3 separate regions of the Homo sapiens genome follow, and regions 2 and 3 are each linked to region 1. A link is an interaction called in ENCODE POLR2A ChIA-PET data of the cell type or tissue named here. Cell type or tissue: Panc1. All regions are shown on one strand. Links, peaks and the distances in the headings refer to the core of each region. The heading gives the core; the rest is flanking DNA. Region 1 holds the start of ZNF780B (zinc finger protein 780B). Region 2 overlaps FCGBP (Fc gamma binding protein). Region 3 overlaps FCGBP (Fc gamma binding protein).

The links. ChIA-PET counts read pairs that join two places held together with the same protein. Peaks named below come from ENCODE experiments on the same cell type or tissue, not always from the same donor. Only the 100,000 strongest peaks of a DNase experiment are listed, where the experiment ranks them.
Region 2: POLR2A ChIA-PET joins it to region 1 with 11 read pairs; 2 of 35 experiments call an interaction of 5 or more read pairs at or near these places.
Region 3: POLR2A ChIA-PET joins it to region 1 with 12 read pairs; 2 of 35 experiments call an interaction of 5 or more read pairs at or near these places.

What each region holds. Positions count from the first base shown.
Region 1 is chr19:40,050,882-40,062,000 of GRCh38, reverse strand. It overlaps ZNF780B (zinc finger protein 780B), which reads left to right and starts at 5,770. Exons shown (of 5, transcript NM_001005851.3): 1 at 5,770-5,812. RefSeq lists an enhancer at 5,781-5,910. In Panc1, for the core only: no CTCF peak of the experiment used is centred there; a DNase peak (open chromatin) is centred at 5,770; H3K4me3 peaks cover 2,509 bases; H3K27ac peaks cover 2,606 bases.
Region 2 is chr19:39,874,391-39,885,509 of GRCh38, reverse strand. FCGBP (Fc gamma binding protein) reads left to right here. Exons shown (of 36, transcript NM_003890.3): 26 at 2,064-2,205; 27 at 5,618-5,955; 28 at 7,274-7,847; 29 at 8,236-8,852; 30 at 9,579-10,122. Among named protein-coding and RNA genes, the nearest start is that of FBL, 34 kb to the right of the region's middle. In Panc1, for the core only: no CTCF peak of the experiment used is centred there; no DNase peak of the experiment used is centred there.
Region 3 is chr19:39,863,601-39,873,300 of GRCh38, reverse strand. It overlaps FCGBP (Fc gamma binding protein), which reads left to right. Exons shown (of 36, transcript NM_003890.3): 31 at 1-77; 32 at 650-1,223; 33 at 2,886-3,085; 34 at 6,181-6,564; 35 at 9,409-9,680. Among named protein-coding and RNA genes, the nearest start is that of FBL, 22 kb to the right of the region's middle. RefSeq lists an enhancer at 5,673-6,872. In Panc1, for the core only: no CTCF peak of the experiment used is centred there; no DNase peak of the experiment used is centred there; H3K27me3 peaks cover 1,176 bases.

The DNA of each region.
Region 1 (11,119 bases), core at 1,895-9,894:
AAATGGAAAAGTTTCTAGAAACACACACCTTTCTAAGACTCAATAATGAAGAAATAGAAAATCTGAATATACCTATGACCAGTAAGAAGAATGAATAGCAATCTAATACCTCCTAACAAAGAAAAGCCAAAGACTACATGGTTTCACTGGTGAAGTCTACCAAATGATTTTACATCTTTATTCTTTTCTAGCACTATAGGCATTTAAAGCTAAAAATAAAAACATATTTAGCTGCTCCAAAAATTTGGATTGTTTTTGTTTTTATTAAAAATACATTCTAGGCAAGGTGCGATGGTTCATGCCGGTAATCCCAGCATTTTGGGAGGCCAAGATGGGAGGGTTGCTTGAGGCCAGGAGTTTGAGACCAGCCTGATCAACATAGTGAGATTCTCATCTCTATTTTTAGGAAGTAAAATAAAAAATACATCCTAATTTCTCTTATAATTTATTCTTTGATCCATGGGGTATTTAACAATGTGTTGAATAATTTCAAAATATTTTTACATTTCCCAAATTTCCTCAGTGTTTGATTTCTAATTTTATTTTCACTGTGGTCAGAGAATATACTTAGCATGACTTACTTATAAAAAATATTATGATTTGCCATATATAAGTCTAGTATATTGTTTAGTTTAGAAAATGTTGCATGTTGAGTATGTATTTTATTGTTGGTTGAGTGTTCAACCAACCATCAGTTAAGACAAACTAGTTTGTAGTGTTGTTTAAGTCTTCTATATCCTTGCAGATTTTCTGTCTAGTTGTTGTATGTATTGAGAATAGAGTGTTAAAATCTCCACCTTCTATTGTTGAGCTGTCATTTTCTCTCTTCAGTTTTGTCAGTTTTCCTTTCATGTATGTAGTCTCCTGTTTTTAGGAGCATATACGTTCATTGTAGTTATATTTTTCTAATTAACTTGCCCTTTTATCATTAAATAAATCTCTTTTTCTTTAGTAACATTTTGAAAGCCTGTTTTGTCTGATGGTAGTATAACCATTCCTATTCTCTTCTGATCACCATTTGTATGGTATCTATTTGTATCTTTTTCCATCCTTTTGTTTTCCGTCTGTTTTCAGCTTTTAAAAAGAACTAATGTATATCTTAGCTTAAAAAAATCTAATTGAGATTATTGCTAAAATAATAACAGTAGTCGTCAGGCATGGTGGCTCACACCTGTAATCCCAGCACTCTGGGAGGCTGAGGTGGAAGGATTGCCTGAGCCCAGGAGTTCACGACCAGCCTGGGCAATATAGTGAGACCCTGTCTCTACAAAAAATTAGAAATAAAATTTTAAAAATCAAAATAAATAAAATAATATCAATAGTATACAGAAAGTTTACTCCAATATAGCTCCCTTCCTTTGTGCTATCATAGTAATATGAATGTGACACAAATTACAACTTTATACATTATGAACAAAATAATACAATTGTATAATTATGGTTTTATGCAGTTATCTTTAATCAGTTAAAATAAAAAAGTAAAAGTGTATATTATCTTTTATTTACCTATGTAATGACTTTAATCAGTGCTCATTATTTCTTTGTGTGGATTCCAGTGACCATCACCTTCATTCTAAAGAACTTTAATATTTCTTATTAGGAAAGTCTGCTAGCAACAAAGGCTTTCAGTCCTTATCTGCAATTCTCTTTATTTTATCTATATTTTGAGAGAGAATATTCTGGATATAGAATTCTTGGTTGACTGGTAGGGTTTTATTTGTTTTTGTTTTGTTTTGTTTTGTTTTTTGTTTTTGTTTGTTTTAGTACTTTGAATCTCATCCCACTGCCTTTTGTTCTCTGTTGTTTCTGATGAGAAGTCAGCCAGTAGTCCTGTTGAGAATCTCGTTTATATGATGAATAATGTTTCCCTTGCTGTTTTCAAGATTTCCCTTTGTTCTTGGCTTCTGACAATTTGACTCTGGGGTAGCTCTCCTTGAGACATGTTGATTAAGTATTAATATCTGGGTTTATCCCACTTGGAGTGTGTTCACATTCTTGTAAATGTAGGTGTGTGTGCATGTGTGTGATCAACTTCACAGAGAGTTTGGCCATTATTTTTCAAGCATTTTTTCTTTTTCTTTCCTTCTGACCCTCCTCTTATATGTATGTTGGTTTGCTTGATGGTGTACTACATGCCTCTGATGCTTTCTTCATTTTTATTCCTTCTGTTTTTCTTTCTGTTCTTCAGACTGCATAATTTTATTGACTTGACCTATTTTCAAGTTCACTAATTCTTTTTTCAGGTTAAATCTGCTATGAGTTCTTCTAGTGAATTTTTCATTTCAGTTATTGTGCTTTTCAACTCTAGAATTTCTACTTGGTTCTTTCATTGCAGTAATAATTTCCATCTCTCTGTCGATAGTCTCTGGCAGGGTATTATTGTCATACTCTTCTTTAAATTCTTTACATATGGCTTGTTTTAGTTCTTTGAACATAATTAAAATAGCTGCTTTCAGATCTTTGCTAAATCCAACATTTTTGCTGTCTCAGAGACAGTTGTCTACTAGCTGCTTCATTCCCATCCCCTCTGAGTGAGCTACTTGGATTCTTTAGCTCCTGTGAAAGTTTGTTCATGCATAGATATACGTTTAAATTGATGTTTCTGTGAGAGCTAAGTGCTGGAAAGTCCCATTCTTCTATCTTGCTGACATCACTCCTGTTAAGATTTTCTATTTTTTCTTGAGTCAGTGATAGTTTGTGTGTTTCTAGGACTTTTTCCTTTCCATTTAGGTTATTTTGTTGACATACAATTGTTTATAATTTTCTTCTATCATCATTTTCATTTTTGTAAGTTTAGTAATGTCTCCACTTTCAGCTCTGACTTTAGTAATTTTGATGTTTTCTCTTTTTTCTTGTTCAGTCCTGCTACAGTTTTGCCACTTTTTTTGATCTTTTCAAAGAACCAGCTTTTAATTTTGTAAGTTTTCTCTATTATTTTTCTATTTTCTATTTAATCTAACCTCACTTTTATCTTTATTATTTCCTTTCTTCTCCTGGTTTTGCTTTTTTTTTTTTTCTATTTTTCATATTCTAATTCCTAAGTGTATACAGTTAGGTCATTGATTTGACATCTTTCCTCCTTTTTATAGGCATGTAGAGCTATAAATTTTTCCCTGAGCAGTAAGCATCTCATGAACTTTAGTAAATTTGTATTTATCTAAAATGTTTTCTAAATTCTCTTTTTATTTGTTCTTTAACCCTTTGGTTGTTTAAGATTCTGTTGATTTGGCACAAAACAGTGATATCATCTATCCTTACTCCTATTCAGTATAGAAATTCAACAGAATTTCAGTTATCAGAACTTGCCAACATGAAGACAATGGGATTTAGTCCTACAAATTAAGGAAGAAACTGAATAAATAAAGTCATGAACTAACGTATTATATACAGGATTTAATTTTGAAATTCTTCAATTTTGCATAGGACTTTCTTCAGCTATGGCAGTAGTCTTTTGATGGTGCTCCCATTTCTAACTGGATACATTTACAATTTGTGTTAGAATGGAATGCAATTGAGAAGGTTTATGTTTCCGTAACACCTAAATTTGGCTTAACATTCAAAGGTATCATAAATTGAGCCAATTTGTTTGGCTTTAGGAATAATTTTTAAATAAATGTACCCTTCCTAGACTAAGTGGCAAAAAAAAAAGTAGAAATGTACTGTGAAGGCAAAATACATCAACTGCTAAAATATTTGCAATCTAATATTCCATATTCACAATACTCATGAGGATATTTTCCATTTCATTGGCTATATTCTAAGACTTCTGATTACCTTAGTATATGCAGAGTATATATCTCAATTTAAAAGGTATGGTGTTCAGAGAAGCGCCATTTGAAGGTAGCTATAATTTCAAGTTTATTAACCATAAAGTCCAGCATTGAGGATTACATACAATTTTATCAAAATTTAAAAATAATAGACTGTGTCAAAAAAAATCCTTAAAAATATGGTGATACTGGCTAAGAAATTGATTAAAGCATTGGAATATATACCAAAAATAATTATTCTGCTCTTTAATGCATAGTCAATATAGATAGCTTAAAATTTTTTCCTTACTACAAAAACATTATTTTGTTTTAATGCAAATATGTTATTGTTTACCCTTTAGGATATAACAGAAAATTATGACTCATAAAGGAAATTTTCAAACATTATATAATTTCAATTATCATAGTATTCATACATTTTCAAATTTTTACTACTTTGGACAATATATAGTGAGCTGTTATTGATTTCTAATTTAATTCCATTTTTGTCAAAAACATTCTTTGTATGACTTGAGTCCATTTACTCATTTATGGAGACTTGCTTTATGGCCCAGAATATGGTATACGCTGGAAAGTGTCTCCTGTCCACCTAAGATGAATTTTACTGTCTTTGAGAAGAGTGTTCCAGAAGTGTAAATGAGATCAAGCAGGTTGATATGTTGTTTAGATAATCTATACCCTGTTGCTTTTCTGCATTAGTTCTATCAATTACCAAGAGAGATATGTTGAAATATCTGATTATAATTGTGGATTTGTCTGTTACTTTATTGATCTAACAGGTTTTTACTCACATACTTAGAAGCTGTATTAAGAGCATAATTTAGGTTTGTTCTTTCCACTGGATGAACTGTATCCTTCATCATTATGATGATGTAACTTTCTTTATCCCTGATATAGTCTTTTTGGTGAAGTCACTTTGTTTTTAATATAGCCACTCCAGCTTTCTTTTGACTAGTGTTAGGATTTTATATATTTTTCCATCCTTTTACTTTTAACCTATTAGTGCTTTTATATTTTAAGTATTACCTGTAGGTAGCACGTATTTGGGTCTGACTTTTAAAAAAAAAATCCAACCTGACAACCTTCTTAAGTTAAGGTGTTAGACCAGTTACACTTAATGTGATCATTGATCCAATTAAGTTTGTTATCTTGCTATCTGTTTTCTGTCACAGTCGGGAATGAAAAGACATTTTGCTCTTCATTATTCCACGTTTCCGCTTTATATAGCATAGGAAACTACAAAAATCATTTTGAAAGTTCAATGTTGCTAGATTACAACAGTGAAATCAAGCTTTTCCTACGAAAAACAAACCCCCTTTGGCATTTATTTAGACTGTTTTAAGAAAATGTGTTAATTATTCATCCTTCAAGATAAGGCAAGTAATTCTCTGTGTACTTTTATCTGTTTCCATGCCGTCCTGAATCACGTTTTTCTCTCCAGATAACAGGAAGATTGTCTTGAAGAATCAAGTATATTTGATTCTGAAATCTCTCATGTAAACCACACTTCCTCTTCTAGTATAAAACCAACGATTCCTTTTCTTTCTTTCTTTCTTTTTTTTTTTTTTTTTGAGACGGAGTCTCTCCAACCATTTCTTTAGTTCAGGCTTTTCAAATTTATCCTAAGTCCCTTCAAATAGCACAAAGGGGAAGCCTATGCTCGGATCTGAGACGAAGAGGTCAAAGCAGCTACATTTTGACGTAATTTTACTTTAAATTCTTCTTTAAAAGTTCTGCTCATTTGCATTCTTTTGCATAGAGAGAAAAGGTAATTTACCCTGACGCACCGAAAACAGCAACGCTCCTCTCAGATGGGGATTCTCGCCCGTGGCCGCAACCTCTGCACCCCACGGTCTGGAACTCCCACAAATCCATTAGGCTCGGGTCCCTTAGGAGCCCCCAATGTATGCTGGGATCAACCTGAACAGACCATAGACCAAGACTTCTGAGGTTCTTTCTGCTCAGGACTGTATTTCCCAGAGGCCACCGCACCGGAATTAGCGGTTCCACTTCCTGTCTCCTGGGGTTGACGACCTAGCTGGGTAAGGTCTTCACGTCCTAGGAAGAAATCGGTGGCTGCGGGAGGTCTTCGTGGACTGGGACTCGAACCTGACCGACCCGGCAGTGCGGGTGGGCGAGAGCGAGGCGCTCAGAGGAGGAACCCGGGGCGCAGACGGAATCTGCCAGATCCTTAGGCGTGCGTGTGCGCGGGCATCAAAGGATGGGGATTGCGCGATCTTGAGTGACGGAGGGGACTGTGTGAGTGTGTGCGTGAGGCCCTGTGCACAGGACCGGGACGGCGTGTGGACGCAGTGCGTTTTGCTGGGGCTGTGTGAGTGTCACTGTGCCGGTGGTACTAGGCTCCTGCTGCTTCCTCCGTCTTTCCCCTTCAAAGCTGCAGAGGCTGCAGCAGAGGAATGAAAATGTCCCCAGTAGGGAGGTTAGATATTGAACCGAGAATGAAGCTTTGCACAAGAAGGCGCAGATCTGGACTCGGGGTGGGAATATGAGAGCTGGAAGTGCCTCTTGAGGGTCCCCCAGGAGGGCAGCTACATGTTGAGAACCCAGCGTCCCTCAGAGATCTGTCCCCAGGAACCAGCTTCGAACTCAGACCGATTCCTCCTCCTTTTATTTCCTTCTCATTTCGTACGAAGTGAGGGAAGTTGTGGCCATGGAGGGTGCTTTCAAACTTAGTCTGCGCTCCAAGAAAAGCCTGGAGTCTCACGCTTGCCGTATCCTTCTCCAGTCGTATTATTATCCAAAAGAAGGACCGAGAGGAGGATGAGAGCGTTATTGTTGCACACTTAAGTCAAGGGTGAGTTTGTGCTTTGTATTTGTTCAAGAAATGCGTTTTTGATTTTAGAATATAGAGGTTCCTGTAAATTTTTAGTGAATTTCAGGAGAATATGCAAATTGATTCTTGCCCCCTCCCATTGTGCCGCCTCCCAGCGAGCCGTTCCCCACCCCGCCCGCTCCCCACCTTGCCATTTAATATTCACAGAGCCATTTGGCAAATCGTTCACACCTTCCTGTACGCTCTCTTCTTCTAAGCTGGTATAAAAATAGTCCTCCAGAGGTTTATATTAAAGCTTTATTTTAGACTCTGCTTTGAAAAGAAGATTAGTTTGTGGAATCACACGCCAGGTTTCTGACTCTTTACAGGCCTCCTTTTCCAAGTAGGGAAGAATGGAGATGGTTGGGTGATTTCCATTCGTCTGTGAGGCTTTCAGGAATCGGAAAGTGATTGCACAGAAATTGGTATCAACCAGAGTCAGGATTTTTCGGGAGAGTCCATGAGATGATAATTGTAATACTTGCCAGATCTCTGTGAGATTCGGCAGTTCCGGTTGCATTTTGGGCTATTTGTGTGAACTGTGAGAGGCAGTACGCTGTTGCGGTTAAGAATAGGGGAGTGGATCCAGAGTATCTGGGTTGGAATGTTTGTTCTGTCCGTTTCTGGTCTTCTCAGGCTTGTAATGAACATTAGAATGAATTAATACTCTAAAACCTCTTAGAGCAGTGCTAGGCATATAATAATAAATGTTTAATGTTTTAGCTTTTGTTTTCGTGTGGTCATTTTAGGTCATTTCCCTTGACTTTCTATAGGACAGGAGCATTGGGAATATGTGATTCATTGTGATTGCTGCTTGCATAGTAAGAAAATGAGTGAGTTGCTCAAATGATCTAGGACAGAAGTTCTTTTTAAATTGACAGATAAAATTGTATGTATTTATCGTGTGCAACATGATGTTTTATAGTATATGTACATTGTGGAATGACTAAATCTAGCTAATTAGCAATGCATTACCTCACATAGTTATCATTTTTGTGGTGAGAACACTTAATATCCACTCTCTTAGCACTACAGAATAGTTATTAATAGTAGTTATTAATAGTAGATACGTTGTTGTGTAATAGATTTCTTGAGCTTATTTCTCTTATCTTCCTGAAATTTTATATCCTTTGACCAACATTTCCCCAGCCAACACCATCTTCCCTCCCTCACCCACATTACCCCCGACCTGTAAACACCATTCTCTTCTCTAATTCTATGATATCAAGTGTTTTCTTTTTTTGAGAGAGAGTGTCTTACTCTGTTGCCCAGGCTGGAGTGCAGTGGCGTGATCTCGGTTCACTGCAACCTCTGCCTCCCGGGTTCAAGTAATTCTCCTGCCCCAGCCTTCCGAGTAGCTGGGACTACAGGTGCATGCCACCACACCCAGCTTATTTTTGTATTTTTAGTAGAGACAGGGTTTTGCCATGTTGGCCAGGGTGGTCTCGAACTCTGGACCTTAGGTGATCCGCCTGCCTCGGCCTTCGCCTCCGCTTTCGAAAGTGCTGGGATTACAAGTGTGAGCCACCGCACCTGGCCTATATGAACATTTTTCAGATTCCACTGATGAGTGAGATCATCTGCCTTTCTGTGCTTGGCTTACTTAATATGAATTTCTCCAGGTTCATCCATGTTGTTGCGAATGACAGCATTTCCCTTTTTTTATGGCTAGTTTTCCATTGTGTATATATACCTGCATATATACCACATTTTCTTTATCCATTCATTGATAGACAGTTAGATTGATTCCATATCTTGGCTATTGTGAATAGTGCTGCAATAAACATGGGTGTGCAGGTGTCTCTTTGGTATACAGATTTCATTTCCTTTGGATAAATATCCAGTAGTAGATTGCTGGATCATATGGTGGTTCTATTTCTAATTTTTTGAGGAACCTCCATGCTGTTTTCCATAATGTCTGTGTCACTTTACATTCTCACCAACAGTGTGCAATGGTTCACATTTCTCTACATTCTCACCAACATTTGTTAACTTATGTCTTTTCAATAGCCACCCCAACACATATGAGGTGATATCTTATTGTAGGTTTAATTTTCATTTCCCTGATGATTAGTAATGTTGAGTATTTTTTCATATACTGTAGCCATTTATATGTCGTCTTTTGAGATGTGTTTATCAGGTCCTTTGCCCATTTTTTAATTGGGTTGTTTTCTTGCTGTTGAGTTCCTCACACGTTTTGGATATTAACCCCTTATTAGATACATGACTGCAAATATTTTCTCTCATTCTGTAGGTAGTCTCTTCACTTTGCTGTGCAGAAGCTTTTTTAGCTTGATGTAATTTCATTTGTCTATGTTTGCTTTTATTGCCTGTGCTTTTGAAGTCATTTCTAGAAAAAAAAATTATTGCCCAGATCAATGTCATGAAGCTTTCCCCGTACGTTTTTTTCTATTTGTTTCATAGTTTGGGATCTTACATTTAAATCTTTAATCCATTTAGAGTTGATTTTTGTATAATGGTTTGAGAAAAGGGTCTAATTTCATTCTTCTGTGTATGACTCCCCAGTTTTCACAACAGTATGTATTGAAGAGACTGTCTTTTCCTTATTGTATGTTCTTGGCACCTGTCTCAAAAATCAGTTGGTTGTAAACATATGGATTTATTCTGGGGCTCTCTATTCTGTTCCGTTTGTCTAGGTGTCTGTTTTTATGTCAGTATCATGCTGTTTTGGTTACTATAGCTTTGTAGTATATATTGAAGTCAGGTAGTTTGATGCCTCCAACTTTGTTCTTTTTGCTCCAGACTGCTTTGGCTATTTGGGTCTTTTGTGGTTCTATGCACATTTTAGGATTTTTTTTTTTCTATTTTTGTCAAGAATGTAGGACTGAAATTCTTAATCTGAGTTCTTGTAACTCCACGTATGGTCTTGGGGACCACAAAGCTCTTGAAATAATGTATTGAAGTACTATGGAAATTTATCAATGTGGGTTTTAGAGGGAGAAATAGTATATCATTTCATAAGACTATCAAAACTGTATGTGACCCATGAGGTTTGGATCCATTGATCTAGATAGAACATTGATTCTCAGCGGGGGTGATGTTTAAAAACTTTTGGTTGTCACACCATGGGGGAGGTGCTACTTAGATCTAGTGGATAGAGGTCAGGGATACTGCTGAACATTGTACCGTGCACAGGATAACCCTCCCTATAGCCCCAACAAAGGATTATACAGCACAATATGTCATTAGTGCCTAGGGTGAAAAACCTTAGTCTAGAATCAAAAGATTGTGATACCTGGAATGACACTGTAAATGATCTTATATAAATCAAGTGTCCTGTAATATGGAAATCACTAAGCAAATTATACTAGACTCAAGTGATAAAGTATTATGCAGCTAATAAAATGATGTCTATAAAGAATTATGAAAAGAAAAATATTTGATATACCATTAAGCAGTATTCATGCTATGAACAATGATACTCAAGAAAATGTTACATGTATATGAATCCCATATACTAAGATAGGGTTTTTGTAAGGCATTCTGTAGGAATTGTATCCAAAATGATATTTTAATGAGTTATTTGGTGAAGAAGGGAACCAAGCATGGTGATGTACATTCCACAGATTTTCTCATGTAGTTTCCAGATGCCACTTATCTGCATTGTGTTCATTCAGAGAAGAGTCTTGATAATGAAAATGTCTAATTATATTGGTGAGATACAGCTAAAGGATGTCAGAACTAGCTGATGTTATTTGTTATAGTCACATTAATCTTTTTGATCCTCATGACAGGCACAGTTTTTTGTTTTTTATGATTAAAAGTACTCACTCTCTGTTAACTCTGTTTTATTTTTATTTTTGAATTCGGATGTAGAAATATGACCATCATTAATGCATACAAGAAATTAGTTGAAGACTTGTAGACAATTTTTTTTAGAAATTGTACTAACATACATAGAAAAACATAGACATCTTAGTGTTGGTCAAGAATTGGGAAATAATGGAAACAAATTTATTACATAAAAACAAGAGCTCAGTAGAGTTTCCTTTTTTTGTCCCCACGTTGAAAGGAAAATGTCTAAATAAAAGATGTCTTTCATCTAATTTGGAGAACAATTTCCTCGCAAGAAAAAAAATGTGTATGTACATTTAAATATGTACATATATAGATACATACACATGTGTATATGTGTGTATATATGTGTGTGTGTGTGTGTGTGTGAATATAATTATATATTCTAAGTTAAATGCCTGGGCATAGTCACAATTATGACATACTCTTTAGCAAAAAGAAGAAAATTGGGGCTACAATACAGAGATAAGCACTGTTAGCATGCATATACCTGTCTAAATTTTTGTATTGATGTCTATTAGTCTTTTGCTTAATATTTCTATATACATATATTTTACAAATGTAATCGTATTGTTTATCCTGCTTTGTAACCTGATTTTTCTGTTAATCATATGTCTGGAACAATTAATGATTACTTTGTATTCTATTACATGGCTATTCTGAACTGTACTTACCCCAGCTGGCTTTTGGTGAACTCAGA
Region 2 (11,119 bases), core at 2,236-10,235, 180 kb after region 1:
GCCCCAAATTCCTTGGCTCAAGCAATCCTTCACCTCACCTCCCAAGTACCTGGGACTATAGGTGCGCACCACCAAGCCCAGCGAATTTTTAATTTTCCTGTGGACACATAGAGATGGGGGCGTCTCACTATGTTGCTCAGGCTGGTCGTGAACTCCAGGCCTCAAGCCATCGTCCCGCCTTGGCCACCCAAAGTGCTGGGATTAATGGCATGAGCCACCATGCCCGACCCACTGAGCCTCTTTTTTTTTTTTTTTTAAAGATATAGTCTTGCTCTGTTGCCCAGGCTGGAGTGCAACCTCCGCCTCTCGGGTTCAAGCTCACTGCAACCTCAGCATCCCAGGTTGAAGCAATTCTCTTGTCTCGGCCTCCCGAGTAGCTAGGAGTACAGGCACGTGCCACCACACACGGTTAATTTTTTTGTATTTTGGTAGAGGTGGAGTTTTGCCATATTGGCCAGGCTGCTCTCGAACTCCTGACTTCAAGTGATCCTCCTGCCTTGGCCTCCCAAAGTGCGAGCATTACAGGCGGGAGCCACCACAGCTAGTCCACTCAGTCTCTTCAGTGTCTCTTGTACCCACTCCTTTCCCCGTCCCCATGGCCCTCCCTTGGTCCAGCTGGTCCTCTCCTACCTGGGTCCCTCCCAGCTCCTACCTCTGCTCCCTCTGGTCCACCCTCCACGTGGCAGTGGTAAAGATCTTTCTAAATATGACCACGGGCTCTGAAGCTTTAAACCCTCCCCTGACTCCCCAGGTCAAGTTGTGGCTTTGCCTTCCAGGTCTGGACGAAGGGAGCCTTTCTGACCACAAAGACAAGATTTCCATGTGTTATACCAGCTGCTAACACCCTCTACTTCCCTCTCCCACTCTGTCCCCGTAGGTCCTTTTTCTTTGACTGGAGCATGTGTTTGTCTAATGTCCATCTCCCTTGGGGACTGTGAGCTCTCCTAGGGGTGGAACCCTCTCTCTGTTGTTCTCCTCACATAAATAATATTAATAATAACAGAAAATGTGTAGATAGTGCTTACTATGTATCTGGTACCGTTTTAAGTGCTATGTGTGCATATTTTTATATATGCATTACATATCTAAAAACTTTTTATTCTGAAAACGTTCAAACATGCAAAAATTAAGAGAATAGTGGAATGACTGTCCATGTACTTACCCATCACTTAGCTTCAAAAATAAGCCATATTCTCCCGATCTTGTTTGATGTCTACCCCACGTATCTCTCCTATCTGAATGTTTTAAAGGAAACCCTTTTCTGTTTTTGTTTTTGTTTTTCCTTGAGATGGGGTCTCGCTCTGTCACTCAGGCTGGAGTGCAGTGGCGCAGTTTTGCCTCACTGCAAGCTCCGCCTCCCGAGTTCACACCATTCTCCTGCCTCAGCCTCCCGAGTAGCTGGGACTATAGGCGCCCGCCACCACGCCCGACTAATTTTTTGTATTTTTAGTAGAGACGGGGTTTCACCGTGTTAGCCAGGATGGTCTCAATCTTCTGACCTCGTGATCCACCCGCCTCGGCTTCCCAAAGTGCTGGGATTACAAGCATGTGCCACCGCGCCCGGCCTACCCTTTTCATTTTATCTAAATTTTACATGTCTGAATATAACTTGGTTATTATCTGAATATAACTTGGTTATTATCTGAATATAACTCAGTTATATTTCCAAAGGCAGGCGCTACTATCATCTGCAATCTGCAGATCATGAAACTGAGCCATAAAGAGGTGAAGTAACTGCCCAGAGTCACACACTTTGGAAACAGCAGAAACGGGCTTCAAGCCCAGGCGATCTGCCCTTAGTTACTGTGTCACACCATTTCTCCTACAGCAGACGTTGAGTGGATATTTTGGAATGAATGAGTAAATGAAGAAAAGTGAATGAACCAATGAATGATGGCCCCAAAGCCATGCTGTGCCTCAGCTTCACAGACAAGGGGCCATCCTGCTGAGAGATGTCCCTTGTCTGTGATGTCTGCCAAACCCCTCTGTGCCAGAACGCCAGAGATGTGAGAGTCGGCTCCCACCCGTGGTGTCCCTGATGGCCGTTCCCTCTCTCCCCACAGCCGGAGCAGACAGTCCTCATTGACAACTGTCGGCAGCAGTGCACGTGCCATGTGGGTAAAGTCGTGGTGTGCCAGGAACACAGCTGCAAGCCGGGGCAGGTGTGCCAGCCCTCCGGAGGCATCCTGAGCTGCGTCACCAAAGGTGCTGGGCTGGGCTGGGCTGGGACTGGGGCTGATGGGACTAGGGATGGAGGATGGGGACTCTGGGGCTGAGGGTAGTGTAACTGGGGTGTCCATGGCGGGAGGTGTACAGGACTAATGATTGAGGTTGCAGACCTGGGGAACCCTAGACCAGGTTTCACAGGGCCAGGGCCACCTACTTTGGGAGGTAGGGACCCTTAGGGAAAATCCAGGCTGTGGGGACCCTCAGAGATAGTTTTCTCAGGGTGGATGTCAGAGACCCTCGGTATAAGGCAGGGACAGGCGCGCCTTTGCTCTAATGTGCTACATGGTAAATGTTTAAGCTCGCAGGCTGTAGGTTCTCGTTCCAGCTACTCACTCTGCCACTGTGGCATGAAAGCAGCCGTAGACTATGTAAGTGAAGAGGTCAGGTTCCTATAAGACTTTAGAATACAAGAGCAGCAGCCTAGGGTTCCATCATGAGCGGAACACTGATGTGTGGGATCGGGCTTGGGGTTCAGACACTAGCACCAAAGGGCAGGGGAGAGATTGGGATCCCAGGGGCAGGGACAGAGAGCAGAGTTCTGAGTCTCACGCACGGAGACCTCACCAAGGCAGGACATTGGATATGGGGACCCCTCTTAACTGGAAGATCAGGATTTCTAGGGGTATAGTCTCTGATGTGGGAATCCCCCAGACTAAATCTGGGACACAGCCACCCCCAGGGCTCATTTCTTAGGGTGAAGAGCAGAGAACTCTCCTCCCCCTAAGGATAAGAGAATGGGAGCTCCAGCACCAAGGAGTGGGGGCTAAGACTCTCAGGGCTGATGAGCAGGATAATGGGGACTCCCAGGAATGGGGGGTATATCACTCAGCATCTAGTCGAGAGACAGAAAGCGTATGGCCATTTGAATGAGGAAAGTTTAATTAAAGAATCACTTACTTATTAATAGGAGATTAACTATTAAGGGTAAAGAGGGTCTGGTGCCGTGGCTCACACACCCAGAACTTTGGGAGGATCACTTGAGGCCAGGAGTTCGAGACCAGCCTGGGCAACATAGCGAGACCCCTGTCTCCACAAAAAATTGAAAATTAGCCAGGTGTGGTGATGCGTGCCTGTGGTCCCAGCTATTTAGGATGCTGAGGTAGGAGGATCAGTTGACCCCAGGATTTCGAGGCTGCAGTGAGCTATATGATTGCACCACTGCTCTCTAGCGTGGGCAAGACAGCAAGACCTTGTCTCTTTACAAACAAACAAATAAACAGAAATAAGAAACGGTAAAGAGAGCACTAAAGAATACCACCAAAGCACACACAGGAAGTAGCCGCCACTCTAGGGCTAAGTTAAAAGCCTCATGGAAGGGAGAAATTGGTCCCTCCTCTTCAAGGAGGGGAGAATCAGCCCCAAGGCTGAGTCCAGTCTCACTGCAGCTGTAGCCCACTGGGTGGCACAGAGGTTTCTGCAGGCTGGACTTGGCAAGAAGGGAACCCCTCACTGGGAAGCCAGCTGCGGCCAGTGGCACTCGCTGAATGTGGCCCCGCACCCTGGCCAGAGCTGAAAGGACCAAACTGGCTAGAAGCCAGACCCGGAGACCCTCCCTCCTGCAGTGACTCTCCGGCGCCCTCTGTTGACAAAGCTTAACTCCGTGGGTGTATTTGAAGCTGAGAGGCGGTACATTGATAATGGACACAGGAGGAAGGAGACGTTTGAAGGCTGGCCTCTCCCACACAGGGGTTCCGCAAGCTGGGGTCACAGATGTAGTAACTGTACGAACAGGGTCTCGGACACAGAAACCCCCCAGGACAGGGCCTCAGCAGTGAGACACGATGAAGGCTACTGTCTTGAATACAGCAACCCTCAGGGATGGAGTCTTGCACTGAGGGAGCCCAGCCCATGAGACTTAGCTAGTTAGGGTCTCAAACATTTCAAATCCTGCTGAGACCCTGGCACTGGGCTCTTGCCAGAAGATCACCCCAGGGCCCTAGTCTTGGGCATAGAGGCCTCCAGGACCTAGAGAAATTGGAGACCAATTTCTATCAAATGTGGAGATGTCCAGGGGGCTGAGGTCTCAGGCATGGGGGACCCTGAGACCTAGATCTTTTTTTTTTTTTTGAGCTAAGGTCTCACTCTGTGGCCCAGGCTAGAGTGTAGTGTAGCTTACTGCAGCCTCGATTTCCTGGGCTCAAACAATCCTCCCGCCTCAGCCTCCCGAGTAGTGGGGGACTACAGGCACACACCACCACGCCTGGCTAATTTATTAATCTTTCTGTAGAAATGGGGTCTTACTATGTTGCCCAGGCTAGTCTCAAACTCCAGGGCTCAAGCTATCCTCCCACCTCAGCCTCTTAAAGTGCTGGGATTACAGGCCTGAGCCACCACACCTGGCCTGGGGCCCAGGTCTTGAACACAGAGAACCCTGGGGCTGGGATCTCAGACATGGATGCTCTCAGGGCTGGCATCGCAGACACAAGGACCCCTGGGGCACAGATCTCAACTGGGGTCAAGTGCACCTTTTCTCTAAAGGGCTAGATGGTAAGTGTTTAAGCTTGCAGGCTATACCTTCTGGATCACAACTACTCACTCTGCCACTGTGGTGTGAAAGCAGCCGTAGCCTATGTAAGTGAAGACGGTGAGGTTCCTATAAAACTTAAAATACAAGAACAGGGTGAAATCTCAAGCAAGGGCACCATGGAAAGTGCACCTTAAACACAGACCCAGAGCCTTGGTCTTTGCCTTGGTCTTAGGTGCGTGGACTCCAGGATCTCAGTCTCACACAGCAAATGGCAGGGCCTCAGTCTCAGAGGTAGGGGAACTCTAGGTACTGGGTCTTGGCTGTACAGACCTCTGGGGCCCAGGTCTCCGGTATGGGACCTTTGACAGCCGAGACTTAGACACAGTCCCCCATGGGGCCTCAGTGTCAGCTGTGTGCGACTCCCAGGGGCTGGTCTTGAAAATAGCAGGCTGGGCATGATGGCTCATGCCTGTAATCCCAACACTCTGGGAGGCCAAGGTTGGCTGATCACTTGATGTCAGGAGCCCGAGACCAGCCTGGCCAACATGGTGAAACCCTGTCTCTACTAAAAATACAAAAATCAGCCAAGCATGCTGGTGGGCACCTATAATCCCAGCCACTCAGGAGGCTGAGTCAGGAGAATCACTGGAGCCCAGGAGGCAGAGGTTGCAGTGAGCCGAGATTGTACCATTGCTCTCCAGCCTGGGTGACAGAGAAAGACTCCATCTCAAAAAAACAACAAAACAAAAGAAAATATAAAAGCAAACTATAGGAAGTGGGTCCTAGACATGAGGACTCTGGAATGTGGTCTTGCCTGCAGTAACCCTCAGATCCCTGGCACAGACTGGGTAGATATGGAGGGAGCGGCCATGCTTTACAATGGGCAGCCCCTCAAGGTCCTCCTCCCTCTTCTGTCCCCAGACCCGTGCCACGGCGTGACATGCCGGCCACAGGAGACATGCAAGGAGCAGGGTGGCCAGGGCGTGTGCCTGCCCAACTATGAGGCCACGTGCTGGCTGTGGGGCGACCCACACTACCACTCCTTCGATGGCCGGAAGTTTGACTTCCAGGGCACCTGTAACTATGTGCTGGCAACAACTGGCTGCCCGGGGGTCAGCACCCAGGGCCTGACACCCTTCACCGTCACCACCAAGAACCAGAACCGGGGCAACCCTGCTGTGTCCTACGTGAGAGTCGTCACCGTGGCTGCCCTCGGCACCAACATCTCCATCCACAAGGACGAGATCGGCAAAGTCCGGGTATGTGTGGCAGGATGGTCCCCTGAGGTCCCCGGGAGGGCAGGAGGGATCCTGACGACCACAGTTAGCAGCTCAAGGCTCTTTGTCTTCACCTGGGCCTGAAACAAACTGTCAACAAAAAGAATAATTGCAGCAAAAATGTCACCCTGTTACTGGGAATTAAATGAGCCTAGCCCCTGGCAAAGGGCTTTAACATAGGACCTCAGCATTTGCCTTTTTTATAGACCTGGGTTTCAATCCAGCCTCTCCTCCTTATGAGCTATGTGATGCTGGGCAGTTCACTTGGTAGGCCTCAGTTTCCTCATCTGTGAAGTGGGCATCGTATCAGGGCCTCCCCCACAGCAAGGCCGTGCATGTCACATGCTGAGCTCAGAGTCTAGTCCAGGTGAACAGTCGTTTGAGTGTTTGTGAGGGAACAAGTGAGAGACCCAGAGACCAGGACACAGAGAGAAATACAGGGAGATCGGGCTAGGTGCGGTGGCTCACGCCTGTAATCCCAGCACTCTGGGAGGCCGAGGCGGGTGGATCACCTGAGGTTAGTAGTTCGAGACCAGCCTCGCCGATATGGTGAAACCCCCATCTCTACTAAAAATACAAAAATTAGCTGGGTGTGGTGGTGCTACTGTAATCCCAGCTACTCTGGAAACTGAGGCAGGAGAATCACTTGAACCTGGGAGGTGGAGGTTACAAGAGCCAAGATTTCGACACTGTACTGCAGCCTGGGTGACAGAGTGAGGATCTGTCTCAAAAAAAAAAAAAAAAAAAAAGAAAGAAAGAAAGAAATATAGGGAGATATGTAGGGAGATCAGAGGAGACAGATGGGCTATCCTTTCTGCCCAGGGAAATGGAGATAGAGCTTAATGGTAGCTCACAGAGAGAAAATGAGGGATGGAACAGAGTAGGCACTGGATAAATGATGGTGAGTGAGTGGAAGAGACACACAGAGAATGAGGGTAGGAGGGAGGAAGGGAAGAGGAGGGAGAGATAGACAGAGAGACAGAAAGAGAGAGAGAGAAGACCAAGTGATATAGACTTAGGTGAAGACAGAGGGAGAGAGACACAGAAAGACAGAGAGACAGAGAGACAGAAGAGGGAGATAGAGATGAAGGGAGAAGATCTAGAAAAAGTAAAGTGAGGTTTCGTTCCCCAAGACCTGGGCTAGAACAACTGTCCACAGTGTGTCAGATGACAATCCAACTCTCGGGGGAAGGCCCTGGCCTCTCCCAGCCCCCGGTGGGATGAGAGAGAGGGAGGCAGAGGGCCAGAGCTGGGGCCGTAAAACCTCCAGTGACCCGTTTGCCTTCCCTCCTTCCCCCAGGTGAACGGTGTGCTCACAGCCTTGCCTGTCTCCGTGGCCGACGGGCGGATTTCAGTGGCCCAGGGTGCATCGAAGGCACTGCTGGTGGCTGACTTTGGACTGCAAGTCAGCTATGACTGGAACTGGCGGGTAGACGTGACGCTCCCCAGCAGCTATCATGGCGCAGTGTGCGGGCTCTGCGGTAACATGGACCGCAACCCCAACAATGACCAGGTCTTCCCTAATGGCACACTGGCTCCCTCCATACCCATCTGGGGCGGCAGCTGGCGAGCCCCAGGCTGGGACCCACTGTGTTGGGACGAATGTCGGGGGTCCTGCCCAACGTGCCCTGAGGACCGGTTGGAGCAGTACGAGGGCCCTGGCTTCTGCGGACCCCTTTCATCTGGCACAGGGGGCCCCTTCACCACCTGCCATGCTCATGTGCCACCTGAGAGCTTCTTCAAGGGCTGTGTTCTGGACGTCTGCATGGGTGGTGGGGACCGTGACATTCTTTGCAAGGCTCTGGCTTCCTACGTGGCCGCCTGCCAGGCCGCTGGGGTTGTCATCGAAGACTGGCGGGCACAGGTTGGCTGTGGTGAGTGTTGGGGGAGCAGAGGTGGGGCGGGGGGCGGGGTCCCGTCTCTTCGGGGCTGGTTTGGTTTCACTCTGGTCCTTCTGGGTCTCTTTGTTTTCTTTTTTCTCTGTTTGTCTCTCTGTCTCTTGGTGCTCATCTCTGGGCCTCGCTTTGCTTGTGTCTATCTGTCTGTTTCTCATTCTCTAGCTCCCTCAGTTTCTGCTTGGGTCTCCTGGTGTCTCGCCCTCTCCCATTTCTTTCTCTGTGTCCTCTCTGTGTCTTGTTTTCTGTCTCTCCCTTTTTCTGTCTGCTCCCTAGTATCTCTGTCTCCTCCCACCCTGTCCTGGGACCCCACCCCTGACACCCTTCTCTCTATTTCTCTCCTTCCTGCTCCTTCGTCTGCCCACAGAGATCACCTGCCCAGAAAACAGCCACTATGAGGTCTGTGGCCCACCCTGCCCAGCCAGCTGTCCGTCCCCTGCACCCCTTACGACGCCAGCCGTATGTGAGGGCCCCTGTGTGGAGGGCTGCCAGTGCGACGCGGGTTTCGTGTTAAGTGCTGACCGCTGTGTTCCCCTCAACAACGGCTGCGGCTGCTGGGCCAATGGCACCTACCACGAGGCGGGCAGTGAGTTTTGGGCTGATGGCACCTGCTCCCAGTGGTGTCGCTGCGGGCCTGGGGGTGGCTCGCTGGTCTGCACACCTGCCAGCTGTGGGCTGGGTGAAGTGTGTGGCCTCCTGCCATCCGGCCAGCACGGCTGCCAGCCCGTCAGCACAGCTGAGTGCCAGGCGTGGGGTGACCCCCATTACGTCACTCTGGATGGGCACCGATTCGATTTCCAAGGCACCTGCGAGTACCTGCTGAGTGCACCCTGCCACGGACCACCCTTGGGGGCTGAGAACTTCACTGTCACTGTAGCCAATGAGCACCGGGGCAGCCAGGCTGTCAGCTACACCCGCAGTGTCACCCTGCAAATCTACAACCACAGCCTGACACTGAGTGCCCGCTGGCCCCGGAAGCTACAGGTGAGGAGGGCTGTGGGCCAGACAGGAGCAAGTGCCAGCTCTGGGGTTGCCTGAGATGGTAAGGGCTTCACCATTCCCCTGGGCCCCTTTCACAGCTTAGCTGGGGCATGATGGAAGGGTCAGAGTGTACGCCTAGGAGCCTGGTGGCTTGGCACAGCGGCTTCTTCCTCTCTGAGCCTAGTGTATTCCTCTGTAAACTGGTCTAAGAAAGTACCTGTTTTTGAGAAGGATGAGGAGTCAGTGACATGAGCCTATAGAGGCTCTTTGTTTTTTCTTTTCTGTTTTTCTTTCTTTCTTTCTTTTCTTAGCCTGACTCTGTTGCCCAGGCTGGAGTGCAGTGACAGGATTAGGGCTCACTGTAGCCTGGAACTGCTGGGCTCAATCCATCCTCCCGCCTTGGCCTCCGCCTCCCAAGTGGCTGGGACTAAAGGCGCAGGCCACCATGCTGGCTAATTTTTCATTTTTTTTGTAGAGATGGGGGTCTCACTATGTTGCCCAGGCGGGTCTGAACTTCTGACCTCAAGTGATCCTCCCATCTCGTCCTTCCAAAGTACTGGGATTGCAGGCTTTGCCACCAGGCCCGGCCTATAGATGCTCATTATTATTTTCAGAGGGGAGGTGACATGCTCTGGGTCCCACAGCTAGTAGGTGGTGGGGCCAGGATTCAAACCCGTGTTCTCTCCACTCACCGCGCCCCATCCCCCCGCCGCCATCCCCCGCCCGCAGGTCGACGGCGTGTTCGTGGCTCTGCCTTTCCAGCTGGACTCGCTCCTGCACGCACACCTGAGCGGCGCCGACGTGGTGGTGACCACAACCTCAGGGCTCTCGCTGGCTTTCGATGGGGACAGCTTCGTGCGCCTGCGCGTGCCGGCGGCGTACGCGGCCTCTCTCTGTGGCTTATGCGGGAACTACAACCAGGACCCCGCAGACGACCTCAAGGCTGTGGGCGGGAAGCCCGCTGGATGGCAGGTGGGCGGGGCCCAGGGCTGCGGGGAATGTGTGTCCAAGCCATGCCCGTCGCCGTGCACCCCAGAGCAGCAGGAGTCCTTCGGCGGCCCGGACGCCTGCGGCGTGATCTCCGCCACCGACGGCCCGCTGGCACCCTGCCACGGCCTTGTGCCGCCCGCGCAGTACTTCCAGGGCTGCTTGCTGGACGCCTGCCAAGTTCAGGGCCATCCTGGAGGCCTCTGTCCTGCAGTGGCTACCTACGTGGCAGCCTGTCAGGCCGCTGGGGCCCAGCTCGGCGAGTGGAGGCGGCCGGACTTCTGTCGTGAGTACTGCTCCATGCATGGTCCACATGGTTGGGTCTCTCCCTGCCCTTCCCAGGACTGTAGGACAGCAGCCCCTTCCTCCTCCATGGGGCTCAGGGGCCACTTTCCTTCCTCTGAGCTTGGTATCTCCTGTCACCAAACACCTTGGCACTCACACACTGAAATGCCCCAAGAAAGGTACTGCAGTGAGAGAGAGTTAGAAACACCTAGTCAGAGTGTGGGCGTGGTGGCTCACGCCTGTAATCCCAGCACTTTGGGAGGCCGAGGCAGGTGGATCACCTGAGGTCAGGAAGTTGAGACTAGCCCGGCCAACATGGTGAAATCCCTGTCCCTACTAAAAATACAAGATTTATCTGGGCGTGGTGGTGGGCACCTGTAATCCCAGCTAATCAGGAGGCTGAGGCACTTGAACCCAGGAGGCAGAGGTTGCAGTGAGCCATGATGTGACACTGCATTCCAGCCTGGGCAACAGAGTGAGACACCATCTCAAAAAAAAAAAAAGAAAGAAAGAAAAGAAACACCTAGTCAGAAACCTGGGGTCCAGGACACTGTTGAGGATTGGTGATCCATGCTCTCAGATATCCAAGGCATGTAGATTGGGATGGCTGACTCTGCCTCAGTCACACAGCAAGGTACCCCTGGTTAGGAAGACCTAGTGAGTTACAGCTGGTCAGAGGCCCTTGGTCTGTTGCACACACTGAAATACACCTAGTCACATAGAATAAGTCACATACCTTCAGTGGTATCTGCTCAGATTTTGTACTGAGACTAACTGGTTAGATACACTCAGATAGAATCAGGACTCTTACATAGCCCTGGGCAGATCCACACAGATGCATGGTTAGATAGTCCTAGGCGGTTCCCTTCAGGCAGGTCTCCTGGTCACAGGTATCCTGCCAACTTCACCCAGGCACACCCTTAGGCAGACCATGTCAGAAGGACTCTGGGAGATGCTGCATGTCAGACACCCACAGCTGGGTGCCCTCAGGCAGAGCC
Region 3 (9,700 bases), core at 1,350-9,349, 190 kb after region 1:
AGAATGCAGCTGGAGATCTCCAACGCCTCCTGGTTACTGTGGCTGGCCAGGTTGTGAGCCTAGCTCAGGGGCAGCAGGTGAGTCCATGTGAGCCTGCCCTGGGGGTCTGAAGGCAACACAGCCCCATCTAGGGGGTTCTGAGGGAGACACGACCCCACCCTGTAGGTATGAGAGGGACATTCCTCTAACATGGGAACTCTGGTACCTACCCTGGAAGGTTTGGTGAATGGTCCCACCGTGGGAGATTTTTGTGTTGTTTTGTGACAGGGTCTTGTTCTGTCACCCAGGCTGGAGTATATTGGCGTGATCACAGCTCACTGCAGGCTCAACCTGCTGGGCTCAAGCAATCCTCCCACCTCAGCCCCCCATGCCTAGCTAATTTTTTATTTTTGGTAGAGATGAGGTCTTGCTGTCACGGCCAGGCTGGTCTCGAACTCCTGGGCTCAAGTGATCCACCTGTCTGGGCCTCCCAAAGTGCTGGGATTATAGGTGTGAGTCACCACGCCAGGCCTGGGGCCCAAGAAGTTTAAGGGAAACATGACCTGACGTTAATGGGACTGAGGGAGATGCAGCTCTGGCCTGGGAGTGGGACAGGACAGCCTTGCCTGTGGTTCTGTGAGTTCCTGACCTACCCGACCCTTCCACCCAGGTCACCGTGGACGGCGAGGCTGTGGCCCTGCCTGTGGCTGTGGGCCGCGTGCGGGTGACCGCCGAGGGCCGAAACATGGTTCTGCAGACGACCAAGGGGCTGCGGCTTCTCTTTGATGGCGATGCCCACCTCCTCATGTCCATCCCCAGCCCCTTCCGTGGACGGCTCTGTGGCCTCTGTGGGAACTTCAATGGCAACTGGAGTGACGACTTTGTCCTGCCCAATGGCTCAGCAGCGTCCAGTGTGGAGACCTTCGGGGCTGCATGGCGGGCGCCCGGCTCCTCCAAGGGCTGTGGCGAGGGCTGCGGGCCCCAAGGCTGCCCAGTGTGCTTGGCAGAGGAGACTGCACCCTATGAGAGCAACGAGGCCTGCGGGCAGCTCCGGAACCCCCAGGGCCCCTTCGCGACCTGCCAGGCGGTGCTGAGTCCCTCTGAGTACTTCCGCCAATGCGTATACGACCTGTGCGCGCAAAAGGGTGACAAAGCCTTCCTGTGCCGCAGCCTGGCAGCCTACACGGCGGCCTGTCAGGCAGCTGGCGTGGCCGTGAAGCCCTGGAGGACAGACAGCTTCTGCCGTGAGTGTCCGTGGGTCCCTCGCAGGACTCTAGACCAGGTGTAGGGGCCCCTCCTGGCCCATTCCTTCTATTTGCATGTCGGAGTGGTTTCTCCCTGTAAAAGCGCTCCCTCCCCACCCCCTCCCACCCCACACCCACACAACTTCTTCTCCCACGGCATAGTCCACTGGCTTCCCTGCTATCCCTCTGACTGTTCCTTCTCAGCCTCCTGTCTGGGCCCACTCTGCTCAAACCTCAAATTCTCTTCTTCCCTAGTGTTCTATTCTGGACTCTTTCTGCAGTGACCTGAAAGGGAGAGTTGGATGGGTTGGGAGATCTGTGGCTCACACAGACCCTCCTTCTACCCCCGACAAGACCATATCCCCTCAGATCCCCCCAAGACAAGGCTGCAGGCTATTAAACACCCCGCTAAACTAGGACTGTACCTCTCATTCAATTCCCCATGGGAGGGACATCACCAGAGACTCTCAGGAAAAAGCAATGGCCCCTTCGGCTCCAGGTCAGAGCCAGGTCTCCCCTGGGCAGGACCTATACCCAGGGCGGTCATCCACACCCGCGGCCTTAGATTTGTTCTCATTGTTGACCATGGACCTGGTCTGTCTGTCTCAAGCCCTGAACTCTCTCCTGACTGTCAGCCCAGTGATCCTGATTTCTGACTTCTGGCCTTCAGAACTGTGGGAGAATGAATTTCCCCTGTTTAAGCTACAAAGTCTGTGGTAATTGTTAGGGTGTCCAAGACACCTTCCCCTGGGTGTCCTTACCGTCCCTCTTACCTGCTGTGTTCCCAAATAAAATCAGCATTTCACCCCCAGCCTGATGCTCCTTCCCCAAACCTGGTGGGCATTGCAGAACAGCCACACCTCCACCAATTGCTTAGCCAGAGACCAGGGACTTACCACAGATAATTCCCTTGGGTCCATATAGCCCCTGTCCCAACTCTGACCCCTCTGCCTGTGCCCCCCTATCCCAGCCCTGACCCCTTTGCCTGTGCCCCCCACACCCTGGCCCTGACCCCTCTGCCTGTGCCCCCTACCCAGCCCTGACCCCTCTGCCTGTGCCCCCTACCCCGGCCCTCAACCCTCTGTGTGTACCCTCCCCATCCCGGCCCTGACCCCTCTGCCTTTGCCCCCCCACCCCAGCCCTGACCCCTTTGCTTGTGCCCCCAACCCCAGCCCTCAACCCTCTGTTTGTGCCCTCCCCATCCTGGCGCTGACCCCTCTGCCTGTGTGCCCCCACTCTGGCCCCGACCTCTTTGCCTGTGCCCCCGACCCTGGTCCTGACCCCTCTGCCTGTGCCCCCTACCCTGGCCCTCAACCCTCTGTCTGTGCCCTCCCCATCCCAGCCCTGACCCTTCTGTCTGTAGCCCCCTACCCTGGCCCTGACCCCTCTGCCTTTGCCCCCTCATGCCTGCCCTGACCCCTCTGCCTGTGCCTCCCCACCCTGACCCTGACCTCTCTGTCTACACTCCCTGATGCAGCATGTTCACTTTGGGCTCTTCCTGTCTGTCCCACTGGAAGTGAGCTCTGTAGGACTGGGGTTGAGACTTTTCTCAGTATTTGTGTCCTCAGCACCGCCTAAAACAGGGCTGGGTGTGCAGTAGGCCCCCTTGGTTATCCAGGACCCTTTGGAGGTGTGACTCAGCCCTGCCTCCTCTCTCTGCAGCGCTCCATTGCCCCGCCCACAGCCACTACTCCATCTGCACTCGCACCTGCCAGGGATCCTGTGCGGCTCTCTCCGGCCTCACGGGCTGCACCACCCGCTGTTTTGAGGGCTGTGAGTGCGACGACCGCTTCCTGCTTTCCCAGGGTGTCTGCATCCCTGTCCAAGATTGTGGCTGCACCCATAATGGCCGATACTTGCCGGTGAGTAGGGGCTTGGGGTGGGCAGAGAGGGTAGAAGAGCTTGAGAGAGACCCAGAGATTCTGTGCTGACCTCTTCAAGGCTGGGGACAGAGGAGGTACCGCCATATCCCAGCTATGTGACTTGATGCAGGCAACCTCCCCCTATTAGTCTCCTGCAGCTTCTGTAACCAATTACCGCAGACATGGTAGCTTAAACAGGAGAAATTCATTCTCCCACAGTTCTGAAGGCCAAAAGTCAGAAATCAGGAATACTGGGCTGACATCAAGGTGTTGGCAAGGTGGCACTCCCTCCAGAGAAATCTAGGGGAGGCCATGCCCAGTGGCTCATACTTGCAGTCCCAGCCCTTTGGGAGGCCAAGGCGGGAGGATCACTTGAGCCCAGGAATTCAAAACCAGCTTGGGCAACATACAATTGTTTTTTTAATTAGCTGGGCATGGTGGTGCACACCTATAGTCCCAGCTACTCAAGAGGCTGAGGTGGGACAATGGCGTGACCCCAGGAGTTGGAGGCTGCAGTGAGCTATGATCACGCTGCCGCACTCCAGCCTGGGTGACAGAGCAAGACCTTACCTCTAAAGAAAAAAGGAAAAGAGCCAGGCACGGTGGCTCACACCTGTAATCCCAGCACTTTGGGAGACTGAGGCGGGCGGATCACGAGGTCAGAAGTTCAAGACCAGCCTGACCAACATGGTGAAACCCTGTCTCTACTAAAAATACAAAAATTAGCCGGGCATGGTGGTGCGTGCATGTAATCCCAGCTACTCAGGAGGCTGAGGCAGGAGAATCACTTGAACCCAGGAGGCGGAGGTGGCAGTGAGCCGAGATTGCGCCACTACACTCCAGCCTGGGTGACAGACCGAGACTCCATGTCAAAAAAAAAAAAAAAAGAAAAGAAAAGAAAAGAAAAAAGAAATCTAGGGGAAAATCTGTTTGTTGCCTCTTCCAGTTGCTGGTTGCTGCAGGTTTTCCTTGGTTGTGGCCACATCACACCAACCTCTGCCTCCTCTTCTGAGTGTGTCATAACACCTCCCTCTGCTTCTCTCTTATAAGGATACACGTGATTGCATCTAAGGCTCACTCAGATAATCCAGGAGAAATTTTCCATCTTCAGATCCTTAATTCAATCACATCTGCAAACACACTTTTCCCATATAAGGTGACATTTACTCATTACAGGGATTAGGACCTGATATCTTGGGGCGGGGGCATCATTTGGCCCCTCCTTGAACTGCATTTTCTTCACCTGTAAAATGGGACTAATCACCATCTTTGTACCATAGGTATCTGAGGATCAGGCCCGATTATACAGGAAAGATACCCACTGAGCACTGGGCCTTGCCCTGCATGTTCATCACACTCAGTAAAAAGAAAGAGCAGTTTACAGCGGGGCGCAGTGGCTCACACCTGTAATCCCAGCACTTTAGGAGGCCAAGGCGGGCGGATCAAAAGGTCAGGAGTTCGAGACCAGCCTGGCCAATATGGTGAAACCCCGTCTCTACTAAAAATACAAAAATTAGCTGGGTGTGGTGGTGGACACCTGTAGTCCTAGCTACTCGGGAGGCTGAGGAAGGAGAATCCCGTGAACCCGGGAAGTGGAAGTTGCAGCGAGCCGAGATTGTGCCACAGCACTGTAGCATGAGCAACAGACCGAGACTCCATGTCAAAAAGAAAAAAAAAGAAATAGCAGTTTACAACAGTGCAAATAGGTAGCCCAGCTAATAATTGTTTAATAATATGAATTAAATTGAAGAATTGATTTATTCTTGTTAATAATTTTTTTGAGCTCTTACTATGCACCATGTTTGTTATGGGTGTTATTATTTATTTATTTATTTATTGAGATAGGATTGCACTCTGTCTTTCAGGCAGGAGTGCGGTGGCATGATCACGGCTTACTACAGCCTCAAACTCCTGGGCTCAAGCGATCTTTCTGTCTCAGCTTCCTGAGTAGCTGGGACCACAGGCTCACACTGCCATCCCTGGCTGACTATTTAATTTTTATGTAGAAATGGGATCTCGCTATGTTGTCCAGGCTGGTCTCAAACTCCTGGGCTCAAGCAATCCTCCTGCCTTGGCCTCCTAAAGTGCTGGGATTACAGGGATGAGCCACCTCTCCCGGCCATGTTCTGGATGTTAATTCATTTAATAATCACAACAATCCTATGCAATAGATACTATGACTATTTTCCCCATTTTACAGATGAAGAAATTGTGACATAGAGAAGTCAGCCCGAGGCTAGCCATTAACATGCAGCACTAACTTGCATTGCTTGCAAATGGAGCCAAATTTTGCTCTTTCCTTGAGGTCTCACTGCCTACTGGAAGCCATCCTTGATCCCCTAGGCTGGGTTAGGTGCCTCCTCTGAACCCCTCAGCTCCCTATGCTTCCCCATCTCTGCCCTGACCCCTCTGCCTATGCCCGAAGTCTTGGATTTGTGAGTCTGGCCTTCATGGGAGAGGTCTGGCCTAGAGATGTGGAAATCATCATTGTAGAGATGGCATTTATTTTGTTAATTACATTTCTTCATTTCTTACCTGTATCAGTTAGCTTTTGCTGGGTTACAGATCACTCCAAAACGTTGTGGCTTAAAACAATTATTCATTTAGTTTGCAATTTTGTGACTGCAGTTTAGGCTGGACTTGGCTGGGTGGTTCTTCTGCTATCCTCTGGGCTTACTCATGTATAATATCTGTAGTCAGCTGGTGGGTCAGCTGAAGGCTGCCTGGTCTAGGGTGGCCTGAGCTGGAAGAGTTATCTATGTTCCATGGGGTCACTCATCTTCTAGGGAGCTAGCCCAGGCTTGTTCTCATGGTGGCTGGGCAGGATTCTGTGTATGTGAGAGAGAGAGAAGGAAAGAGAAGCTGTGAGGTCTCTTGAGGTCTAGGCTTAAACCTGTTACAACATTGCTTCTTCTGTGTTTCATTGACCTAAATATAGTCTTACGGCCAACCCAGATTCATAGGGAGGGGGAAATAAACTCTATTTCTTAATGGGAGTCTGTAAAGTCACTCTGCATGGATACAGAGGGTTCAAGCAGTGTGGCCATTTTTGCGATCCATCCCACCACCATAACCTGGCCCCTTTCTGTGCACAGGTAAACTCCTCCCTGCTGACCTCAGACTGCAGCGAGCGCTGTTCCTGTTCCTCAAGCTCTGGCCTGACATGCCAGGCAGCTGGCTGCCCACCAGGCCGTGTATGTGAGGTCAAGGCTGAAGCCCGGAACTGCTGGGCCACCCGTGGTCTCTGTGTCCTGTCTGTGGGTGCCAACCTCACCACCTTTGATGGGGCCCGTGGTGCCACCACCTCTCCTGGTGTCTATGAGCTCTCTTCCCGCTGCCCAGGACTACAGAATACCATCCCCTGGTACCGTGTAGTTGCCGAAGTCCAGATCTGCCATGGCAAAACGGAGGCTGTGGGCCAGGTCCACATCTTCTTCCAGGATGGGATGGTGACGTTGACTCCAAACAAGGGTGTGTGGGTAAGTTTGTGAGTAGGGGGTAGGGAATGTCTCCCTGGGCTTTTGCTCTTCTGATTACAGTGTCCCCACATTCCTGGCTTCCTTTCTGTCTTGCGATCTGTTTTCTTTATCCAGGTCTCTGCGGTTTAGTCTCTGGATTTGTATTTATCTCAATATTTCAAACTTGGTCCCTCTGTTCTGGCTGAGTTCTAGAGGAGCAAAAACATACTCAAGCAACTTAATAGTTTTGACATTAGTATGAATCGAGACTCTATGGGTTGCAAGTGACTTAAAACCAAATTCAAACTGCCTTAAGCAAAATTGAATTTATTAGTCCATGTAGCTAGAAAATCCCAGGATAGAGCCTCAGGAATGGCTGGATCTAGGTGCCCTGGCAATATTATCAGAAATTTGTACTTCCGTCTTTGAGACTTGCTATTTGCCAAATCAGCTTTGTTCTCAAACAGGCTTTCCACTTACAGGTGTAAAGACGACCCCCGCCCAGCTGCCCAGGCCTACACCCCACCAGCTTATCTACCTTAACAGAAAATGGTTCAATAAAAGACCCAGGATTATATCTCACTGAGCCAGTTTGGGTCACATGCCCACCCCTGGAGCCAATCACTGTGACTTTAGGGAGGAAGTTCCGTGATTGGTCAAGGCTGGGGGTGGGGGGTCACATAATGTGTCAGGGTTTCCCATAACCTGGTTCAGTGATTCACTAGGACTCACAGGACTCAGCATATAGTTGTACTTAGGGCTAAGATGTATCATAGGGAAAAGATACGAAGTGAAATTGACACAGGGAAAAGGTGCATCGCACAAAGTCCAGGGGAAATCATGTGCAAGCTTCCGAGAGTCCTTTCTCGGTAGAGTCACACAGGATGTGCTTAATTCCTCCAGCAACAAAGTTGTGATGAAACATGAAATGTCATCTGCCAGGGAAATTCATAGAGTCTCAGTGCCTGGGGTTTTGGTATCCACCTACCAAAATTCCAGACTCCTAGAAGGAAACTCCCAGAAGATGCTCAGCATCTTTGTTCATCACTGGACTATAAGCCGCAGGTAGGCAGGGATCCTGTCCATCTTGGTCACCAGTTTGTTCCCAGTACCCAGATCAGGGCATGGCACCTAGAGGGTACTCAGTAAAAGGCTGGTTTTGTGAATAAACTCAGCCCTGCTCCTTTTGTGCCAGGCCATGTGCTGGGTAACAGAGATGACTCGGACTCAGTCGTTATACTTGGAAAGCTTGCACCCTACTGAGACTTTCCATCCACTAGTCTTCATCTGTCCTTCACTACACCCATCCTCCCTTTTCCCCTCCTTCCTTCCAGCATCTATTCTACCCCCTTCTCTTTTTCCTATTTCCTTCCTTCTAGTCTTTTTCCCTTCCTTCTTTCTTCCATCCACCCACCCATCTGTCCATCCATCCATCCACCCACCAATCCACCCATCCACCCATCCATCCCTCCATCCATCCACCCACCCACCCACCCACCCATCTGTCTTTTCAGATCTATCTACCTATCTCTCCAATCATCTGGCAGAGGAAAACTCAGATACAAAAGCATTTAGAGGGCTGGGCATGGTGGCTCATGCCTGTAATCCCAGCGCTTTGGGAGGCCGAGGCGGGCAGATCACTTGAAGTCAGGAGTTAGAGACCAGCCTGGCCAACACGGCAAAACCCTGTCACTACTAAAAATACAAAAATTAGCCGAGCATGGTGGCACATGCCTGTAGTCCCAGCTAAGGCAGGAGAATCACTTGGACCCGGGAGGCGGAGGTTGCAGTGAACTGAGATCGCGCTATTGCACTCCAGCCTGGGCGACAGAGCAAGACTCTATCTCAAAAAAAAAACTAAAACCAAAACCAAAAAACAAAACAACAACAACAACAACAAAAAACAAACAAACAAAAGAAGGATTTACAAAAAAAAAAAAAAAAAAGACAAGTCTTTTAAGGAAGTTTCTCTAGGGAATCTAACTTTAGAAGGGTTAATTCACCAACTAACATAGACAACAGTTATGTAAAGGAAAAACTCACAAAGTTACTGGATCTGCAGCCTATGATGAAGAAAAAGTAATTTTCTCACATGATTATTATATTTGCTAAAGTCATTACTTATCTTCAGACATCAGCATTGCAAAAATAAAGGATAACGTTGTTTTGGTTAGGGAACCAATAACTTACAGGATGTGCTCAAAGTTTGTTTTATTTTGCAAACTAGAACCAGGCTGAGGGAGGCAGATCACCTGAATCCAGGAGTTCAAGACCAGCCTAGACAACACAGTGAGACCCTATCTTTAGAAAAAAATACAAAAATTAGCCTGGTGTGGTGGCACACATCTGTAGTCCTGTAGTCTCAGCTACTCAGAAGGCTGAGGTGGGAGGATTGATTGAGTCTAGGAGGTCAGGGCTGCAGTGAGCTGTGATTGCACCACTGCACTCCAGCTGGGATGACAAAGCAAAACCCTATCTTAAAAAAAAAAAAAAGAAAAGAAAAAGAAAACTAGAACCATAAGGATGACCCTGGGGTTTGATTGTTTGTCTGTCTGTTTGCTTATCTGTCTGGTACAAAATGCTTCCCCCACCGACTTTGGGGTGTTGTGTAGATCCATGGGTACGTCTCTCCATCCCTCCACTCTCCATCCTTTTATCCGTCTATCCAGATCTCTAGCTATCTTCTCATGTATCCATTGCTCCAAATAGTGCAAACATCCAGGTCTTCATCTCTTTCAGCACCTGCCTCTTTGATTTAGCTCCATGAACTTATCTTGTTTGGGGTCTCCATCCTCCATCCTGGTAACACCCAGCTATTCTGGGGCTGTGGCCTCACCTCTGTGTTTGCTGGGCATCCCCCACCAGGTGAATGGTCTCCGAGTGGATCTCCCAGCTGAGAAGTTAGCATCTGTGTCCGTGAGTCGTACACCTGATGGCTCCCTGCTAGTCCGCCAGAAGGCAGGGGTCCAGGTGTGGCTTGGAGCCAATGGGAAGGTGGCTGTGATTGTCAGCAATGACCATGCTGGGAAACTGTGTGGGGCCTGTGGAAACTTTGACGGGGACCAGACCAATGATTGGCATGACTCCCAGGAGAAGCCAGCGATGGAGAAATGGAGAGCGCAGGACTTCTCCCCATGGTGAGGGATGTAGTATGGAA